2 separate regions of the Homo sapiens genome follow, and region 2 is linked to region 1. A link is a loop called in an ENCODE intact Hi-C map of the cell type or tissue named here. Cell type or tissue: MCF 10A. All regions are shown on one strand.

Region 1 (8,000 bases):
ATCACGTTCCTCCCCTTCAGAGGATGTAGCTACAGAGGCCATCTTGGAAGCAGACAGAAGCCCTCGCCAGACAACTGAATCTACTAGTGTCTTGGTCTTGGACTTCCCAGCCTCTACAATTATAAGCAAATGGGTTTCTATTCTTTATAAATTACTCAGTCTTGGATACTTTGTTACAGCAGCAAAAATGAAGTAAGATAACCATTGGTGAGGGCAAATAATAATAATAATGACTACCAAAGATGTTGGTTACAAACTGCAGGCCAGATACTTTAACACTTTCCTTGCATTATGTTTCACAACAATTCTTTTTATCAAAATGAGGAAACAAGACTGAAAGAAGTTAAATACATAGCCAAAGTCACAAAACTAGCAAGTGGTGGATCCAGGAAACCGTGTCTGTCTCACACTTAGGTCCACTCTCAGATCCCTTTGCCCACTGATCTTTAAGGGTCAACAGGGATACTACCACACATGATTTCGGCAGCATATGAAGATGAACACTAGATTACAATGGCTTTGAAAGGATGGAAATGGGGAAGTGAGCACAAAATACTTTTTCAAAAACATCAACTTTGAAGAAGGAAAGAGAAATAAAATTAAAACTAGAGGGCTTGGGAGAGAGGGAATTTGCTTGGTTATCTTTAAGAGGGGAAACAGAGATAAAAGAGGATGAGAGTTTCAAGATACAGGAATGTGTTAGAGATTTCAAAAGCTCAAACTTGAGCACTATCAGGGGATGGTGGATGAGGAATTAAATATTATTGATTATATTATGATTGCTTTGAGGAAATGGGGATACTTATTCAGGAAAGGGGAAAGACTTAAGCAAAATACAATAGTGAACTTTAAATATCAAGTAGGTTAAAAGATAGAAGAGGAAAGATTTTATTTTTACAGCTTCAGAGAGCAGACCAAGAGATGAAGTTACAAGTGATAGATTCCAACCTTAAAATGAAAAAGAACAGGCTAATGATTAGAAAACAGAATGATTTGCCTTTTGAGATGGTGATTCTCTTATTACTGAAAACGCTTAAGGAAGAGCTCTTTAACATCCATGATGCAAGTTGTATAAGGGATTTCTGTGAACTTGCTGAGGTGTTTTAACTATGCTAAAATTCTATGATATGTCCCTGCACTGTCTACTCCTTTGGTAAACTACTGAAGTATAGTACTGCTTATGGTAAGAACAATTCTTTGTGTAATTTACATCTTGAAGACTTCCTGCTATAATTGACAAGCAATAGAAGTAGAAAATAGATTACTGCCTACATTTCTGGCATTATCAAAACAACTCATATATTTGAAGTAATTTAAATCATTATGTAGACTTAAGATCAGCAGTTTTCTAAATGCTCACATTTGTATATATCCTTTTCTAAACCTCCGCTCACTTTTCTTTTCCTGCATGATTTGGAAAATGTAAGCAAGCAACTGGATTTTCCTATCATTCTAAATTGAAGTCCCTTCATTATCTATTTTCAACATTACTGTCTTTAGTAGATTTTGTTCAGAACCTTCTGCAGACATCATGACTTAACAAGTACAATGTCTCTTCTCCCATATTAAAGATGTCACTACTTCCAAAGCAGAGGAATTCATACTTTGATGAATTTATGAAAGAAAACCCCCCCAAACCCAGCATATAACTCAACAGATTCCAAACCAACTCTGCAGAGGTTTGATCCGTTCTTTCTTCTCACAGCCAACAGATAGAATCACGACCCGAAAATTTCCTAGTTACTACACTGTGAACAACCAGACTATTGGAAAGGGAGCCAAAACTAAAGCCCTCTGTCCTCTGAGAAGATGAATACAATTCACCAAAGTAAGTATTCACTTTTGCCCACTGGTAGAAAGGGCACAACAAAGGCCTCTAAGTGAGCACTGGAGAATGATACCATCTGTTGCACCTGTTGTGGAGAACAGCTGGTCTAGAGACCATATTGTAGATTGCAAGAAAGAGTAAATGTTTACAGAATTGCTATTTATTCTTGGGTTCAAATTCACTGCTGTAGCAAGTGTCTTGTGAAATGTGATTGAAACAGATTTTGCAAAATTTTAAGTGACCAGAGCCCTCTTTCTCTTAGAGTAAACTAAAGAAATAGGAAATTGAAACTTTGTTTCTTGGCTTATGAATTTAGAAAGATGGTTTCTAAGGTTACACTTGATTTTTAACTTGAGTATGTGAGTTTGCTTTGACCAGAATGTTTTTCTCTTCACATACCTTTCTAAGATTTAGTAGAATATAGTAATCAACATATAATTATATATACACATAGGTATAATATATGTGTAAAGGTATGTGGATGTATGTGAAATTTTGGATACCTGCTTCTGAGGCTATAAACTGAAAGTAGCAATTCCATGTTACTATCTTGTTATGTGACAGTTACATGTACATATATTATTAGGAATACGTCAGAAGAAAATGAAAACGTATACCAAATACAGCAGGTTCCTTTGAAATACTTTAAAAAGAATCAATGTTTTTTGTTTGTTTGTTTTGTTTTGAGATGGAGTCTCACTCTGTTGCCCAGGCTGGAGTGCAGTGGCATGATCTCGGCTCACTGCAACCTCCTCCTCCTGGGTCCAAGCAATTCTCCTGTCTCAGCCTCCCAAGTAGCTGGGACTACAGGCGTGCACCAACACACCTGGCTAATTTTTGTATTTTTAATAGAAATGGGGTTTCACCATGTTGGCCAGGCTGGTCTCAAACTCCTGGCCTCAGGTGATCCACCTGCCTGGGCCTCCCAAAGTGCTGGGATAACAGGCGTGAGCCGCCACATCTGGCCAACTTTTTAAAAATTTATTTATTTTGTAGAGAAGGGGTCTCGCAATGTTGCCCAGGCTGGTCAAGAAACAATATCCTTTATATTGCCAGTATAATATCCTTTATATTGGCAGTATAATGTTGCCAATATTTGTGTCCTTCTCACAGACCCGAAGGTCAATAAAATATATAAACTATATAGTCTAGAAAGGTAGAATGCTAAGGTTCTATGGTGTTCTCTAAAAATAATTTGCCAGTGGCATTACAGCAATATGTTCCAAAGGCTACTATACTTTTCTCGTCTTTCAGAATATCAAGTCATACACAAATGGACCTTTTAAATTTGCTTGTAATGCAATCACAGCATTTTAGTTAAATTTGAATTCATGACGGGGTCATCTTTTCTCAAAATATTTGGAAAAACTGGTTTGAACTATGGACAAGAACATGTCTTTCTGACTCAACTCCTAAGTTATTCTGTGCATCAGTAGTTTATCCCTTTCTCTTCTTCAGAGAGAAAGAATGGAAGGGACGGGGAGGGAGAACATGTTCCGCAAGGTGCCTTTGGAAGCTGGGCTATTGACAGTGCACCACCAGGGGGCAGCATAAAGCAGAGAAGCAGGAGATTGGATTTGGTCCTGCTCAGCTCTCTCCTTGATTGTCATCTAAACTCTCTGAGCCTCAGTTTATCACAGTGACTCCAGGATTTTGATATAATTATTGTTATTGTTGTTTTGAGAATGTTTTGTTGTAACTAATGACACACTTGGAGGGCCTGAAGTGCTGGGGGACATGGGTTGGGAATGCAAGGGTGGGCCACCAAGGGTCAATTTGTTTGGGGGACGATGGAAACTCCTGGAACCCTCCATTCTAAAGCACCAGTGGTTTGGCCCAAGTGCAGTGCAAGGATGGGGAAAGGGAGGGACTTCTGAGTACTGTTGGAGGTGTGGTGCTCACTAGCTTTCCCCTTACATCTAATGCAGGATGACCAGGGGGATATGTTGTGTGGTAGATTCTTGGGGCAGGGCATATAAAGATAAATATCAGTCTATTAATTTGTAAAAAGGCATTGCTGTCTCAGGTATGAGAACAATCATGCCTTTGTAATAAGAGCATACTCTCCCTTTCGACAGACTGATGTGGAAAACAAAATAATCAGAAGGTTGCTGGGTGATGACCTTTGAATTATATCTGGGTAAGATACATCTGTCTCCCACAAATGTGATCTTACTGGCCAGACCAGAACCTTTGAAGTCTAACAGCTCATGCCCTCTCTCCTCTCCTGGTATGGCACAGACACTGCCCACCAATATTGTTTTGCAACATTAGTTTTATCCATGGGCTTGGGAAAATAGTGATTATGTATCTTAAAAAGAACTGAAATAAATGATCCTTGATTTCTCTTCTGGGTTCTCCAATTTCTCTTCCCTGGTTCTTTTCTGTGATTTGTTCAGAATCATAGTATTTGTGATTCTGTGGTGTCACAAAGCAGTAACATAGCTTAATGGTAAAGACTTCCAGCACTGGAGCCAGACTGCCTGGGTCCAGATCTTGACACTAACTTGCCATGTCTCTGTGACTCTACTTTCTTTTTCTTTTTTTTCTTTTTTTTTTTTTTTAGAAGAGTTTCACTCTTGTTGCCCAGGGTGGAGTGTGGCACGATCTCGGCTCACTGCAACCACTGCCTCCCGGGTTCAAGTGACTCTCCTGCCTCAGCCTACCAAGTAGCTAGGATTACAGGCATGCACCACCACGCCTGGCTAATTTTGTATTTTTAGTAGAGACAGGGTTTCACCATGTTGGTCAGGCTGGTCTCGAACTCCACACCTCAAGTGATCCATCCGCCTCAGCCTCCCAAAGTGCTGGGATTACAGGCGTGAGCCACCGCACCCAGCCGACTCTACTTTCTTTACCTCTAACATGGGGAGACTAATAGTATCTATTTTCCAAAGTTGTCATGAAGATTAGGAGTGAATACACATAATGCATTTGACATAGTGCTAACCATATAGAAAGCACTGAAATTTTACATATTTTGAGAATGTACTTGCCCATTTCCTTTGTAATTTACATTTTGTGTGTGTGGCTTTAATGAACTCAATGTTAAGTAATGACTTTTCATGTTACATAACAATGTGGTGTTATAACCCGGTTAAGTACTTAATATATACATGATGCCAATTTTAGCAGTATTATTATTACTATTATTGTAATAAATCACAATGCTGAAATTTCTTAAAATTAATGAGCATATATTCTCCAGGCACAAAGAAAATAAATACCTATTTATGGTTGAAATCTTTTTCAACTCAAGCCATACCCTTCAGAGGGAGACAATCTGTTGATCACTTCCAGAGCCGTCCCCTGGGAAAAAAGAGACTAGAAAAAAAGAAGCCTTGGGGATATGCTTTGCATGCATTAGCAAAGTCCAAGGTGAGTTTTCTGCACAATTGTGTCAGGGTATGTTTGTGCTAGCTTATTTTTATTCTCATTGTAGGGCCAGAGTAATTAAGGAAAACATCTAGTTATGAAATACTGGTAAAAGTTACAAGATAGAGGACAATTAAAAACCACATAGATGGAACTCATTTAGCAATTCCAAGTAGATACAATTGAATTTGCTTTTTTATGGTTGTTTTTGAATCATTCAATTCATGTAAAATATATTATCTCAAGCATTTTTAAAATTTCATCTTCCAAGGGCTTAAGATTTAATAAGCAGCAAGCTAAAAACCATAGTCAAATGTGTAAATCCTTTGTACAAATAATAGATAAGATGATTTATTAGAGAATGTAATAGCCAATATAACACTTAATCTTGAGTAAATGAATAATTTGTGAAGGACTTCATGACTTTTTAAGAAATTTGTAATCACATGGTAGATTTAGATCAACGCTTTGGGTAATTTCTGAATGTAAAATAATAAAAATATAATAGGATGAATTCTTGAAGTTTGGAATATAAAAAGCATGATTGATGCTGTGAAATCATGGTTTTTATTTTTTTTAATTTTATTTATTTATTTATTTTTATTTTTATTTTTTTTTACACTTTAGCACTTTATTCCCTGAAGTTAGGAGGTGCTGCCCAGCAGCCATCATACAACCTCATCAGATTCCAGCCCATGGACCTCTTATAAAGCGTCCAGTATGGCCATCTGCTTCTTCATGGCAGGGAGGTAAAGGCTGAGGTCCCTCTGCATCCCAATACTGAAAGCTTCTTTCCGGTGGTCACCTTCCTTTACGGTTAACGCGGCCACAAAATCTTCATAGGATGGAGTTGCCCTTAAAGCTAACGCAAAAACCCCTCGAACTACCCAGCCATGGTGTTGCCGCAATGTTTTACCATATGCGTTATTCAGGGCTGTCTGGATATCCTTTTCCCCATTTTTCACTTCTGTCAAAAATCCCTTCAAAAATTTGAGACCTCTCTTCAGCCACAAGAGGGCTTCAGTCGCTGAGTTCCTAACCTGGGCTACATCCGCCTCCACTTCGTGCAGCACTATCTTCTGGAGAGTGGTAAACTCTTCTTTGTTGGTTATATACTTCTGATTTACTTTCTTAATATTTTCAACAAGATCCATCTTAACAGGAGCAAACACTGTAGGGCCAAGTTTGTCTAATACTGGAACCACAGCACAACATGATGCCAAGAATGCTTCTGTGGGAATGCCACTGTCTTCCAGAAGTTCAATGTCACTAAAGCTTGTGTTCATGGTACTAAAGAAAGTTGGGATAACTTCTTTGCCTTCCTCCCAGAGGCATTCTGGAGAGCAACTTGAGTCTGATCCAGACTGAGACAAGTTATTGTCATGATTTTTCAGGTTTTCCATTCTATCTTCCTTCATTATTTCACCTTGGACGGTTATATTATCATCTGTATTTTCCTCACTTGATATGCTGCAGTCTATCTCTGCAGATTTCAAATATAAGGAATTCTTATTTTTCATTAGGATTTCTTCCTCACCATTTATTTCCATATTTAAAGATCCATTTTCACAAGTGCTCAACTCCGTTTGCCTTTCCAATGAATTATGAATTGGTATAATAGGATGTTTCATCTTGCTGGACTTGAGCATGGCCAGCTGTGGTGATCCTGGTGGAGTGTGGTAGAGCAGCTCAGAGGTGAAGGCTGCATTTGCAATCTGCATGCATTCTTCCAAGGTCTTCAGAAAAGTATTACAGGTTGATTTCAGCAAAGTTCCCACATCAATTCCCTCCTCAGAATTGGACACACCAGTTGTGGTCACTTCTTTTGTTTTATCTACTTGCTGAACAAGGAGGTCACAGCAGAGTCTTAGTTCTGACATTTTGGTTTTCAAGTTTTCAGTGTTTTCAGCAAACTCTTTATCCTTCTGGGTCCTACTGTCAGTCAGGCAAGCCTTGGCTGATCCCAGGGCCACCAGCCGCCGCTATCTTTCAGGCACACTTCTGGCCTTCAGGTAGAAATACTGTTCCCCGGGGATTATCAGGTCCATGCATGTATTATCTACAGAATGAACTTCAATTTCACAGACTGCCATTTGTATGCTCCCTTTGCAACCTTTCCAGGCATCTTCAGGAGAATCATAATAGGACAATATTCCCCTACAGAGAAAGAACCATCAAGGCTGCCAACTGCTCAGATAGTTGGTCCACTTGTACAGCACCCACTCCATGGCGCCCACGGCCACTCAGCCCACGCCCACCGGCCCCCTCATTGCCCAAGGCCCCAGGAGGCGAGGAGCACCAGCAGCAGGGCCATCACCCGGTGCTGCCCAGACGCCCACTCCCGGTGCCCGGGCCCGGTGTGGGGACGCCCGACCTGCCTCACCCTCGGCCCGGGGTAAATCATGGTTTTTAATTACACTTTCTTTAACTGTTGAATTATATCTACCTTCTAATGCCAATATTTCTAATTTGAAAAATCCCCCTCATACCCACCTCTTATTATTTAAAACAAAAACAAAACTCTATGTTTATTTTTCATATTTTTCAGTGAGGGCATCTGTGTAGTGGTATATGTGAACGGGTATAAGAACTTGCTCCCGGCCGGGCACGATGGCTCATGCCTGTAATTCCAGCACTTTGGGAGGCCGAGGTGGGTGGATCACAAGGTCACGAGATTGAGACCATCCTGGCCAACATGGTGAAACCCCGTCTCTACTAAAAATACAAAAATTAGCTGGGTGTGGTGGCGTGCACCTGTAGTCCCAGCTACTCTGGGGAGGCTGAGGCAGGAGAATTG
Region 2 (8,000 bases), 830 kb after region 1:
AGAGTCATCACCACTCCCTAATCTCAAGTACCCAGGGACACAAACACTGTGGAAGGCTGCAGGGACCTCTGCCTAGGAAAACCAGAGATTTTTGTTCACGTGTTTATCTGCTGACCTTCTCTCCACTATTATCCTATGACCCTGCCACATCCCCCTCTCCGAGAAACACCCAAGAATGATCAATAAATACTTAAAAAAAAACAAAAACAAAAAAAACACAACACCAATTCCAGGAATCAGCCCTGACTATTTTAGATCATTCAAGGTAATCCTATACTTCTTGCTACAGTGGGTAGTTTAGGAAACGCAAGCATTCCTTTAGCCAATTTGTGTCAGTAACACTTGAAGAGCTGGTGACTGAGAAAGACTTCCTTGTTCTTCAGATAAAGCTACTAAAAGTGTGCTCTCTTCCTGTTTGGATGATGAGAGGTGAGAATTTAAACCTGGAATTACTGTAGCTACTCTGTTATCATAAACTAGTCTAGCTTTGGAATAATGCTGCCTCTGTGGAAGGCCCAGAAGGGAGGTGGAACAAAACTAGTTTCTTGTTGAAATTAGTAAGCCACTGATCAAATAAATCCTGATACCTGCCTAGTTATGTAAGCCAATAAGTCCCCTTCATTATTTAAGCAATTTTGATTTTTTAAAAATTTACAATACTAAGGGTCTTCGCAGTTAAGGGATATGTGGGGAAAGGAAACTGTCACAGGTCAAATTCCCTGGGAAACACTTTAAGATAAAGATTAGAGTGCAGAAATGTCATTGGTGGGTGCTCTTAGAATCCGCCTGTAGAGAGAGTAAAGAAAGCAGGCTTAGGCAAAGGAAGAAGTTGACCTGCAGTGAAGTCCAACAGAGGCCTCAGCCATTCCTACAGGGAACTCTGAAGACTTTATGCCATCTCATTGACCAATCATTTTGGCTGTACCCAGAAATGTGAGGAGGCCCTCTTCAGCAGAGGGTAAGTGATAGTGAAGGATTCAGTTGAGAGTTGTCAGCCTCAAACACTTTCAGCATCTGGTGGAATGACTGCTTCATTCCTGGATTGGGGGAAATCTACAGTACACCATGCATGATATCCACTACTGTCTACCTCTATGAATATAAGATCTAGGAGCAGCTCTTCCAAAATTCTGTGGGGCTTCCAAGAAACTGGAGAAACTTACTAGAAGAAGGAGGTTGGTGGGATTAATTACAGCCTCGAAAGCTGCTCCTGGGGTCATAATTGGTGCTGATCATTTCCTTCTTCCACTACCTATTCTAGAGTCCCCTCACTCTCTGCTGGTCTAGGTAGCTGCTATGGACTGAATGTTTGGGTATCCCCAGAATTTGTATGTTGAAACTAGTCACCAATGTGATAGTATTAGGAGGTGGGTGATTTGGAAGTGATTAGGTCATGAAGACAGAGTCCTCAAGAATGGAATTAGTGCCTTTATAAAAGAGGTCCCAGACAGCTGCCTTGCCTCTTCCACCACGTGAAGACACAGCAAGAAGGCACCAGGAAGTGGGCCCTCACTAAACACTAAATTTGCTTGTACCTTGATCTTGGATTTTACAGGTTACAGAACTACAAGAAATAATTCTGTTGTTATAGGTCATGTAATTTGTGATATTTATTATACCAGCCCAAACACACTAAGACAGTAGCTTACCTAGTGGAATAACTCAAACCCTCTTCAGTGAGGGGGCCAAGTCCTTCATCACCAAATTCTTCCCAGGTTGTAGCTGCTGCACTTTTCCATGGACCATGTAAATTGGGCAAGCAAAAACCAAGAGAAAAACAAATGGGTCACTTGGGTATCAAACATATTATTTCCTATCCCTTTTGTGGAACAGCTGCCCTACTGAAATCAGAATCAATTACCGTTGCCAGAATGGTGACTCCTTTCCTTGTTTCTTGGAATGAGAAGACTAAAATGACCAGGCAGCAGCTAGAGTTTAATGGGACTCTTCCTGTGTCTGCTAGTGGAAACATTTTCTCTCTCGTAGCCAAAATCTCTAACTTACGGAGAAAGAAGGTACGACTTCCCTAAACAAATCCCTGGGAATCATAATATATGGAGATATTCCTATTTGCACTCTTTAGCTCCCGGATTCTTGTATTCTTACTTTTGAGAATATCAATTTAGAGTGTACACTGAGTCCTGGGGTATGATGCCTCCTCACAGGGTATCCTTTGCAAGCTAGCACCCCAGCTGAAACTTTAACAGGTCATCCCAATGCTCAATCAGTACAGTTTCAAGGTGGTGTAGTATATTGTAGGACCAGTGGAACCCATGGTCCTGTGCCCACTGCTGCACCAAATCTTAGGTCAGTGGATCAAACAATTTAAGCCCTCAGTGGTACTACCTGAGACCCTTCAGGCAGGAGATCCAACTTGGAATATGTTTAAGTTCCAATAAAGATAAATTGATACTACTTCCAGGATGGAATGAGTCCTGTGTAGACAACTTGCCACCAAGTAGCTGGTAAGTCTGCTGAAGGAATGGTGCTGCATTGGGGGCCAAGCATTGGCCTTGTTGCTGGCAAATTGGACATTTGACAGTGGTGGTAGCTAGATCAGCCTTGTTAATTGGGAACCATGCTATTAGGCCCATGTATAACCTCCATCTCTGCACCTGTGGCTACCCTTGTCATGTGCCTATTGGGCCAATACTAGTGTAGCCAATGGCAGAGACTGGCTGATGTCATCTGGCCAGGGCATTGTTCCTTATGGTTGTCTAGTGCTTATTCTGTGATGGATTCTCTCTGTTGCCTATTAACACATGAAGCAAAGATCTTCACATTTCATATCCATTTTATAGGGTCATCCACATGCCTCTTTCCCAGAACTCTTTATCCCCAATCTTTGTCTTTCCAGCCCCTGACCAAACAGTAAGCCTTTTGCTAGTGCCCATAAATTAATGTATAAGTTTACTTTGAGCTACAAACCAAAGCTCTGCCCACTTAGAGATATTCCCCTCACTACTGTCTTTCAGGACACTCCTAAGTGATTGCCTGTGGCACTTGCACATCAGGACTGTCACCTTTGGGTCCCCCCAAAAACTAGGGCAGCAATGGAAAAAGGGCAGGCTAGGCCAAGAGTGAGGAATAAACAGTCTTTATTGGCTTTGGACTAGGAGTCCTTGGGTCTTGAGTATCTCTGTGTATTTGTCGATATTCTTCAGATTCTTCTCAGCCTGTTTCTGCAGCCTCATAAACTGCTCCTTCTCCCTTTGCCCCTCCCCATTCTTTCTCCTAATGGATCTTGACCTTCTCCTTCCTCTTCTCCTCCAGAATGGCTGTCACTGGTTGGTACTTCCAGGCAAATTTATGAACCAGGTGCCCCAGGTAGGCAAACTTCAGTGTGGGCTTCAGGTGCACAACCTTGAGTAGAGTAGAAATCACCATCCACTTTTGCAAAGGGCAGGGCACAGGGGGTGTGGATCCCATCAAATACCTTGAGGTGGTCCAGGTGGCCAGGCCTCACTTGGTTTTATGGGGCAATATACCACTCATGGTTCAGCCAAAAGATGCAGTTAGGTGCCCGAAAGTAGAAGAGACCCAGAAGTGGTAGGGTCTAAAGACAGAGTTGGTGCTCCTGGTCTTGTGGAAGGTTAGATACTGAAACTTGTTCCTGTAGAAGTTGACAAAAATGCTGATGTCCTTGCAGTGCAGGACCTCCAGCTTCCTGCCCAGCAGTACTTGCTTGGCCATTATGACCACCAGGCAACTCAGGAGAGGCCTAGGCCATCGATCACCAGAACCTGCCCCTTCAACATCTTCAACAGCCACTTGGAAAAGGCCAGGAACTATTTTACCAAAGGGATTTAAGTCTGCACTGCAGATGGCATGACCTTGCTTCATAACCATAGAGATCTGTGTTGTGATTCTTCGAATGGGATTTGATGTAAACTTTTTTATTTTTACAAAGGCAAGGAAATTCAAACATTGAAATGCTTAAGAAAATAAAAATCTTTCCAAATCCTATAACTGGAGACAATTTGTCGATTCATCAATATCCTAGTGAGCATTATTTTAAACCTTTTACTATATATTTATACAAATAGAACTACGTCTGTAATTTATTTTTTATTTATTATTTACTCTGTTTATAGAGACAGGGTCTTGCTCTGTCACCCAGGCAGGAGTGCCATGGCAGAATCAAACTCACTGCAGCCTCCAACTCGTGGGATCAAATGACCCTCCCACCTCAGCCTCCCCAGTAGCTGGGACTATAGGCACACCACCACATCTGGTTGTTTTTTGTTTGTTTGTTTGTTTTTTGTAGAGATGGTATCGCTGTGTTTCCCAAGCTGACCTTAAACTCCTGGTGTCAATCCTCCCTCCTCAGCCTCCCAAGGTGCTTTGGTTATAGGCATGAGCTACTGAACCCATCCAAATTGCTGCTTTTTGATTAAACACTATTTTTATATAACATAAATTAACCAGTTTGCTATAGATAATTCTTAATTGAGTGGTACTGCCCTCTAGAGTATGTTTTGTGTCTCGACTATTTACATGATGAAATACATATTTTGTTATAAATTACTGCTTTTTTCACATTACAGTTAGTATATTTTGTTGTATGTACCTATGACTTTCATTTCAGGACTGTAAGGGAGTGTTACAAAGTATTTATTATAAAAAGGGCATGAAGTCAGCTGGGATTGAGAAGCACTGCTTGTAGATGGACACAGAGTATCTTCAATTTTCAATACTAAAAATATTCTGATGAACATCTTTGTATATTCATGTTTTGCAGTGGGTTTGTTAGGCCAAATGGTACACATGTGCAGAAATTTGGCACATTGTACCAATTCACCTATATACCAACAGGGCATGAGAGTGCCAGTTTCCTCATATATTCACCAACAATAATGTTGCCATGGTTTGGATGTGATTATTTTGCCAAAACTCATATTGAAATTTGATCCCTGATGTGGCAGCAGTATTCAGAGGTGGGACCTACTTGGGGATGTTTGGGTTACGGGGACACCACTGTCATGAATGCCTTCCGGCTGCAATGAGTTCTTCCTTTCTCAGGAATGGATTATTTTACATCAGAGAGAGCAGCTTGCTAAATAGTGCCTGGGTTCCTTGGATTCTCTCTCTTGCTTCCTCTCTCACCATGTGGCCTCTTTGCATACACCTCCCCCACCTTCCACTCTCTACCATGAGTGTAAGGAAGCAGTACAAGACCCTCTCTAGATATAGCTGCCCAATCTTGCACTTTCCAGCCACCAGGATCATGAACCAAACAAATCTATTTTCTGTATAAATTATCCAGCGTCAGGTATTCCATTACAGCAACACTAAGTGGACTGTGACAAATGTAGTCCTCTTGCATATGCCAGTCACTCTTCCCTTAAAAACTAGTTAAGATTTTCTTAAAATTTCTATTCTGTGTCTTGGGGTAGAGTCCTTCAAGTGATTCTGAAAGTTCCAGGATTTTACTTTATTTCTAGTAATTCCTGGGTTTAATTTCTGACTTTAATTGATTTCTCTTTTCCATTTTTTAAAAATAACAGCTATACTGGGATATACTTCATACACTACACAATTCACATATTTAAAGTGTACACTTCAGTGGTTTTTAGAGACATGCACAGAGACATGCAACTGTTACTACGATCAATTTTAGAACATGTTTTTCTTTTCTTTTCTTTTCTTTTCTTTTTGTTTTTTGAGACAGGGTCTCACTCATTTGCCCAGGCTGGAGTGCAGTGGCCAGTCTCGGCTCACTGCAACCTCCACCTCCCAGGCTCAAGTGATCCTCCCACCTCAACTGCCCAAGTAGCTGGGACTACAGGTTCACAGCACCATGCCCAGCTAATTTTTGTGTTTTTGGTAGAGATGAAGTTTCACCATATTGCCCAAGTTGGTCTCCAACTCCTGGCCTCAAGCAAACCACTGACCTCAACCTCCCAAAGTGTTGGGATAACAGGCGTGGGCCACTGTGCCCTGCCGCAATATTTTTTTCATCACCCTCTAAAACCCCATATACCTCAGCAGTCACTCCCTATTTTCTCATAACCCCCCAGTCCTAGGCAACCACTAATCTACTTTTTGGGTGGATTTACCCTTTCTGGATATTATATAAAAATAGAATAGTCAAGTATGGGGGCTTTTGCCACTGGCTTCTTTTACTTAGCATAATGTTTTCAGGATTTATTCATCTTACAGTATGTAGTAGTACTTCTTTTCTATTGTTGAATAATAGTCTGTTGTATATACATATCACATTTTATTTATCCACTCATCAGTTAATGAACATTTGGGTTGTATCTACATTTTGGCTATTATGAATAATGCTGTTATGAACATTCTTGTACAAGTTTTTGTGTAGACATATGTTTTCATTTCTCTTGGGTATATATCTAGGAGTGAAATGTCATATGGTAACTCTATGTCTAACCTTTTGAGGAACTGCCAAACTGCTTTTCCAAAGCAGCTGCACCATTTGACATTCCCACCAGCAGTGCATGAGAGTTCCAGTTTCCTCATGCCCTCAACATTGCTTGCAATAGTCTGTGTTGTTGGTTATTGCTATTCTGTTGAGTGTGGATTGGTATCTCATTGTGGTTTTAATTTGCCTTTCCCTGATAGCTAATGATGCTGAACATCTTTTCATGTGCTTGTTGGTCATTTGTGTATCTTCTTTGAATGTCACTTAGATCATTTGCCCACTTTTAATTGAGCTATTTGGTTTTTTATTATTGAGTTGTAATAATTCTTAACATATTGTAGATACAAGTCTCTTATTAGATATGTGTTTGCAAGTATTTTCTCCCATTCTATGGATTGTCTTCATTTTCTTGATGGTATCCTTTGCAACACAAATGTTTTTAATTTTCATGATGCCCAATTTATCCTTTTTTTCTTCCCTTGAGTGTGCTTTGGTGTCATATCTAAGAAACTATTGTCTCATCTAATGTCACAAAGAGTTATGCCTATGTTTTCTTCCAAGAATTTAGCAGTTTTAGTTCATACAGTTAGGCCTTTGATCCATTGATTTTTGCCTATGTATATGCATAAATTTTCTGTACATGCAATTTTATTATTTTGCTTCTGGATATGCAGTTGTACCAGCATCATTTGCTGGAAAGATTATCCTTTCCCCATTGAATTGTCATGACACCCTTTTCAAAAACCAATTGACCATGAATTTGAGAGTTTATTTCTAGACACTTAATTCTCTTCCATTGATCTATATGTCTATCTTTAATGCCAGTACCTTACCATTTTGGCTACTGTAGTTTTGTAGTAAATTTTGGAATTGGGAAGTGTGAGTCTTTCAACTTTGCTCTTTTTTTTCAAGGTTGTTTTTCCTATTCTAAAGCAAATTCAAACTTATTCTAAAGGAAATTCAAGAGAATTTCCATATAAATTTTAGGGTCAGCTTGTCAATTTCTGTAAAAAATTTAACTGGGATTTTTACAACGATAGGTTGAATCTGTAGATCAGTTGAGAAGTATTGCCATTTTAACAGTATTAAGTCTTTCAATCCAGCACATGGAATGCCTTTTCATTTATTTAATTCTTCTTTAATTTATTTTAATAATGTTTTATAGTTTTTAGGATATAGGTTTTACAGTTTTTTGGTTTAATTTATTCCCAACTATTTTATACGTTTTGATGCTATTGCATCAGTTTTCTTACTTTTATTTTCAGATTGTTCATTGCAGCATATAGAAATATAACTAATTTTCATATATCAATCTTGTAGCCTGAAACCTTGCTGAACTTATTTATTAGTTTGTAATGATGTTTTAGTGGATTCCTTAGGATTTTCTATATACAAGTTTGTGTCATCTACAACTATAGTTTTACTTCTTTCTTTCCAATCTGAATGCCTTTTACTTCTTTTTCTTGCCCAATTGCCCTTTCTACAACCTCCAATGCAATGTTGAATAAAAGTGGTGAGAACAGACATTCTTTTCATTTATTGATCTTAGGAGGAAAGCTTTCAGTCTTTCATCATTAATTATGTTAGTTGTGGCTTTTCGTAGATATCTTTTTTT

The links. Peaks named below come from ENCODE experiments on the same cell type or tissue, not always from the same donor. Only the 100,000 strongest peaks of a DNase experiment are listed, where the experiment ranks them.
Region 2: it touches region 1 in a loop (5-fold over the local background); 3 of 110 quality-filtered maps call a loop at or near these places.

Annotation. Positions count from the first base shown.
Region 1 is chr12:45,167,283-45,175,282 of GRCh38, forward strand. It overlaps the pseudogene PLEKHA8P1. Among named protein-coding and RNA genes, the nearest start is that of ANO6, 45 kb to the right of the region's middle. In MCF 10A, a CTCF peak has its summit at 3,366 (motif pointing right); a DNase peak (open chromatin) is centred at 3,369.
Region 2 is chr12:46,000,928-46,008,927 of GRCh38, forward strand. It overlaps the pseudogene RPL13AP21. Among named protein-coding and RNA genes, the nearest start is that of SCAF11, 14 kb to the left of the region's middle. In MCF 10A, a CTCF peak has its summit at 4,428 (motif pointing left); no DNase peak of the experiment used is centred here.